Regions from separate parts of the Homo sapiens genome. Here region 1 is linked to region 2. Evidence: chromatin loops called from intact Hi-C (ENCODE). Cell type or tissue: HepG2. All regions are shown on one strand. Links, peaks and the distances in the headings refer to the core of each region. The heading gives the core; the rest is flanking DNA.

Region 1 (2,907 bases), core at 151-2,650, 69 kb before region 2:
TTTATGCCTATGAGCGTACAGAAAGATGTACCTCCCTGAGAAGCAAAAATTGTAACATTTCCAGAGAGCAACTCAGTACAGTGTGTCATGAGCCTTAAAAACCTTTTTAGGCTGGGAGCAGTGGTGGCTCATGCCTGTAATCCCAGCACTTTGGGAGGCTGAGGCAGGAGGACCACTTGAGCTCAGGAGTTCAAGACCAGCCTGGGCAATATAGCAAGACCTCATCTCTACAACACCAACACCCACACCTTGGAATGAGCCTGATCTCTGCCACTGAGTGGGGTGGGGCCTTGGATGAGTCACACTCCTTTACGAGGCCTCAGTGCTCCTCACCTGTAAAGTGGGTCTTAGGACATGGGGATTTTGTGAGGTGGGATAGAAGAATACAGGGGGCTGGGCACGGTGGCTCATGCCTGTCATCCCTGCACTTTGGGAGGCAGAGGTGGGAGGATCGCTTAAGGTCAGGAGTTCAAGACCAGCCTGGCCGACATGGTGAAGCCCTGTCTCTATTAAACATACAAAAATTAGCCGGGTGTGGTGGCAAGCGCCTGCAATCCCAGCTACTCGGGAGGGTGAGGCAGGAGAATCACTGGAACCTGGGAGGCGGAGGTTGCAGTGAGCCGACATTGTGCTACTGCACTCCAGTCTGGGCCACAGAGTCAGACTCTGTCTAAAAAAAACAAAACAAAACAAAACAAAAAAACACGGGGAAGCACCTAGCCTCATGCCTGGCACACCACTAAGGTTATCTTATCTTATTCTCTTTTTTTAAAGGAGGGTCCCAGCTCCTCCCTTCCCTCCCTCCCTTGTCCCTGCCCAGAGAGCAGCTGGGATGGGAGCTGGCAAGGGGATGGGTCCAAAGCCCTTCTGCAAACAGGGCCACTGGAGGGGGCTGGGATGCCCCCAACCCTGTCCCACTTCTTGCTCACCGTATCTTGTGTTGAAGAGCAGCTCCACCTGCTTCCACAGGGGCCGGATCACGTCACCTTGACTGTCTGGAAGGCAAAAGGCAGTCTGTTGAGGCTCTTTGGTGGCAGCTTCTCGGCTGATGTTCCTGCTCTGCTGGTACCAAGATTGGCCTTGTGGTGGGATCTTGGAATGGGGGAAGGCTGGGGCTGGGGTGGTGGCAGTGGGCAACTTATTTCCTCAGAAATGGCACACGCAGACAGGTCCACAATTCCTGTGAGCCAGACAGTGCTCACATTCCTGTTAGTGAAATCAAATCTAGGGCATCACCAGCCTGAATGAAGATTTGGAAGGTTCTGTGGACTACGAGTGACCATGCATCTTTCTAGGTATGTGACTGAGTATAGTATGTGACTGAGAACTACTGGGTACACACTAAGCCTGCAAATTGAGCACACCGCCACCAGGTGGCAGTGGAACTGTGTTAAGACTTCATGGTTCCTCCTGCCGGGCTGGGTTTGGGAAGTGACAATTCTGTCCTCTGACACTCACTCATTCTATTCCAGGATACTCCAGAGGTGAAACAGACCCACCCTCACGCTGGCCTCCCTCTCTCTCTGTCCTACTTCCACTCTCAGCAGGGAGGGAATTCTCACGTTCCTGAGAATGGGTGTGTCTGCTGGACACAAAGCCAATTTTGTGCTTTCAGGCCTCTATTCTACTTGTTCAGATAGAGGAGGCTCAGTTCCCAGTCTTAAAACCTTTGTGGAAAGCAGCAAACAAAGTCTTGTAATTTCCCTTAGCAGTGGGAACCGCTTGCAGCTCTGACCAGGTACCTCCTGGTTCTAGAAGACATGTCCTTAAATCTCCTCCCACCTCAGGCAGCCCACAGGACTCCCACCCCCAAACCAGGGTGCTGGAGAGAGATGGGATGGAGAGAAGGAAGAGACCCAGAGGCCAAGGGTAGGTGGAGGGCAGGGGAGGAGACATGGGGTGGCGGTGGGCGTAAAACGTGGGGGATAGACAGTGCCTCACCCTCCACGGGCCTCTCCTCAGGCCGTGGGTCCTCACTCAGGCCTTTGTCTAAAAGAGAACAGAGGATGCCGGGAAGCCATGTTCATCATCTCCTAAGCCTTGCACTGCTGACGTCAGACCAGATAGCTGGGGAATGGAGGGCCAGGGGACCCCAACTCTGAAGCACGGCACCCACTCCAATGGGATCAGGGATCCAGATTCCATACAGGTGCCCACCCTGGCCTTCACACAGAAGCAGGCTGAGATCATTTTGCATGTACCTCCCAAGCTAGTCTGTTGTAGACACCGAGGACACATGGGAACAAGACAAAGTCCTCGGCCAGGCACGGTGGCTCATACTTGTCATCCCAGCACTTTGGGAGGCTGAGGCAGGAGGATCATTAGAGGTCAGGAGTTCGAGACCTGCCTGGTCATCATGGTGAAACCACATGTCTACTAAAAATACAAAAAAATTAGCCAGGCATGGTGGTGGGCACCTGTAATCCCAGCTACTCAGGAGGTTGAGGCAGGAGAACTGCTTGAACCCAGGAGGTGGAGGTTGCAGTGAGCTGAGATTGCGCCACTGCACTCCAGCCTGGGCGACAGAGTGAGGATCCATGTCAAAAAATTTAAGAGATGGGTCTCTGTATGTTGCCCAGGCTGATCTTGAACTCCCGGCCTCAAATAATCCCCTCGCCTTGGTTTCCCAAAGTGCTAGGATTACAAGCATGAGCCACCTTAACTTGCCTATTTTACTTATTTGCTTACTATCCATCTATCTCTTCACATGAGGATGTGAACTCCAGGAGGTGGGGACTTCAGGTTCACTGCTTTGTCTCCAGCCCCTTATATGGGACCAGGTACACAATAGATGCTCAATAAATAGTTGTTGGATAAATGGACAAATTAATCCCAATAGGTGGCTCCTGGGAAGGATGCTGAGCCTTGTTATAAATGGAGCCTACAGTCGTGTGTGGTGGCTCACAC
Region 2 (2,907 bases), core at 307-2,806:
GCCCCTCTGGGCCCAGCTCCTGCCTCCCGCTGATGGCCTGTGCGGGCCCACCCGAGGCGGCCCGAAGTCGGCCTCGCCAGGCCCAGCTCCTGCCTGGCGTAGGCCCCTGGGGGCACGGCCTCTGCCCCACAGTGGCCCCTCCGGGCCCAGCTCGTGCCTCGGCTTGGCCGCCTCAGGCCCAGCTCCTGCCTGTGGGCGGCCTCTCTCCAGACCCGGCTCTCGCCTCCCGGCATCCTCTCCAGGCCCAGAGCTGTTTCCAGTTGCTAGACCATTTTTGTGCCTGCCTCGTTGCAGCATCTCCAAGCCCAGCTTTTGCTTTTCTGCAGTTTCTTGAGGCCGAACTCCATTTTTCGAATGGCTTATTTAGGCCCAGCTCTTGCGTTTGCATTGTCCCTTCAGGCCCAGAACTTTCTCACGTCATCGTCACCAGGCCTAGCTTCTGCATCTGGTCAGCCTTTTAAGGCCCAGCTTTTGCCTCATAAACTCAGCTCCTGTTTAATGGCGGCCTCCCAGGTCCCACCTTCTGCCTTCCTGTGTCCACTCCAGGCCCAGCTACTGCCTTGGTGCTCTTTTTAAGTCAATAATTTTTTCCAGTCGACCTCTCCAGGCCCAACTTGTACCTCTGAGTGTCCTCTAGGATCTCAGCTTCTGCCTAACAATGACCTCTTTAGACTCAGCTCATTTTCACTGCTACATCTTCAAGCCATTCTCCTGCCTCTTGGCAACCTCTAGTGGCCCAGCTTCTGCCTCACAGCAGCCTCTCCATGCATGCCTAGCTCCTGCCTCTTTAGGGAACTTACAGGCCTAAAACTTTCTTAATTTGGGCTTCTCAGGCCCAGCTCCTGCCTTCTGTTGGCCTCTACAGGCCTGGCATCATCCTTTCAACAGCCTCTTTAGGCCCGGCCTCTCCAGGACCAAAACATCCTTAAGTCAACCTCACCAGGCCCGGCTCCTGTCTCCTTGCGGCCTCCAGAGGCCGAGCTTTTGCCTGCCAATGGCCTCTCTAGCCCCAGCTTTTGCCTGCCAATGGCCTCTCTAGCCCCAGCTTCTGCCTTTCATCGGTCTCTCCAGGCTTAGCTCCTTTCTCTTCACGGCCTCTGCAGGCCTAAAACTTCCTCAATTTGGCATCTCCAGGCCCAGCTCCTGCCTCCAGGCCGCCTCTGCAGGCCTATCTCAAGCCTTACAACAGCCTCTTTACCCCCAGCTCCTTTCTCCGACTTGTCTCTCCAGGCCTAGAACTTCCTCATGTTTACCTCACCAGGCCCACCTCCTGCCTTCCAGTAGCGTCTACAAGTTTGGCTCCTGCCTCCCATGGATCTCTCCAGGCCCCAAACTTTCTCAAGTCAACCTCACCAGGCCCGGCTTCTCCCTTTCATCAGCCTTCCAAAGGCCAGCTTTTGCTTCATGTCTGCCTTCCGAGTCCCAGCTCCTGTTTTATGGCAGCCTCCTGAGGCCCAGCTCCTGCCTCCTAGTGGCCTCTTTTGGCCCAACTCTTTCCTCACCAGGGCCTTCCAGACCACGTTCCTGCCTTTTAGCAGCCACTACAGGCCCAGCTTTGCGTCCTTTCAAGAGTCCTGCCTCACAGTGGCCTCCCAAGGGCAACTTTCTGCCTCATGTCAGCCTCTTGTGCCCTGGTCCTGCTTCCTGGTAGACTCTGCAGGCCCTGCTCCTGCCTTACGTTGCCCCTTTTATAAAGATCCAGTTCCTGCCTCCTGGCTGCCTCTATGAGCCCAAATCCTGCCTAACAACAACCTGTTTTTGCCCAGCTCCTGCTTCCTGGCAGCCTCCTTAGGCCAAAAATTTCCTTCAGTTGACCTCTCCAGGCCCAGCTCCTGCCTCTCAGCACCCTCTTTAGGCCCAGCTCCTGCCTTAATAAATTTGAATAAATTATTGTTATGTGATTATTATGTGAAACATTTTTTCTTCAAAAGGTAATGAAAATTGAGGTAAAGTATAAAAGTCTAGCATATAAATTCCTCTATTGTCACCCTTCGTATTAGTCACAGTTCTCTAAAGGAGCAGAACTGTTAGGATAGATGTATATATATAAGGGAGTTTCTTAAGGGGTATTAACTCACAGGATCACAAGGTTCCACAATAGGCTGTCTGCAAGCTGAGGAGCAAGGAAGCCATTCTGAGTCCCAAACCTGAAGAACTTGGAGTCCGATGTTCTAGGGCAGGAACCATCCAGCATGGGAGAAAGATGTAGGCTCGGAGGCTAAGCCAGTCTCACCTCTTTATGTTCCTCTGCCTCATTTTTATTTTTGCCACACTGGCAGCTGATTAGATTGTGCCCACCTAGTTTAAGGGCGGGTCTGCCTTTCCCAGCCCCCTGACTCAAATGTTAATCTCCTTTGGCAACACCCTCACATACACACCCAGGAACAATACTTTGCATCCTTCAGTCCAATAGAGTTGACAGTCAATATTAACCATCACAAGTTCACCCCTTGTCAACTTTAACCCATACACATCTTCTGAAATTATACATAATCTTCAAATAAAGATAATAATAAGGTCATAATTGTGCCTAAGATAATAATAAAAGTATTCTTCATACAACTGGAAATGCACCAATCCTGAACCCAAATGCCCTTATATAAAACTAACACTTAGATGCTTATATGAAGTCAATATAAGTTATTCACACAATAAAGGAAAAAGGAAATGAAATATTCTTAGTACAAGCTTATATATGCACAAACATGTTTTTAACAAAAGGAGGAAATACTCATGACAATTACAGTCCTCGTTTCTGTAGCTGGTCACATGGTCATAGCTGGTATTGATGACTGCCTTTTTCTATTACCCATTCTGTATTCTTTTTGCCTTCAGAAAGCATCTCAGCAGGTTTTTTCCTGGAGTGACCCAAGCCTTCATTCCTGAAGGGTCTGGGCCATTTGTAGT

The links. Hi-C counts contacts between places; a loop is a spot of excess contacts. Peaks named below come from ENCODE experiments on the same cell type or tissue, not always from the same donor. Only the 100,000 strongest peaks of a DNase experiment are listed, where the experiment ranks them.
Region 1: a loop joins it to region 2, with 15 times the contacts of the local background. A loop is called at or near these places in 7 of 110 quality-filtered maps.

What each region holds. Positions count from the first base shown.
Region 1 is chr7:66,835,806-66,838,712 of GRCh38, forward strand. It overlaps the pseudogene GTF2IRD1P1. Among named protein-coding and RNA genes, the nearest start is that of LINC02604, 67 kb to the right of the region's middle. In HepG2, for the core only: a CTCF peak has its summit at 1,382 (motif pointing right); a DNase peak (open chromatin) is centred at 1,386.
Region 2 is chr7:66,904,397-66,907,303 of GRCh38, forward strand. It overlaps LINC02604 (long intergenic non-protein coding RNA 2604), which reads left to right. Exons shown (of 1, transcript NR_136637.1): 1 at 1-1,901. Among named protein-coding and RNA genes, the nearest start is that of LINC02604, 1.7 kb to the left of the region's middle. In HepG2, for the core only: a CTCF peak has its summit at 1,472 (motif pointing left); no DNase peak of the experiment used is centred there.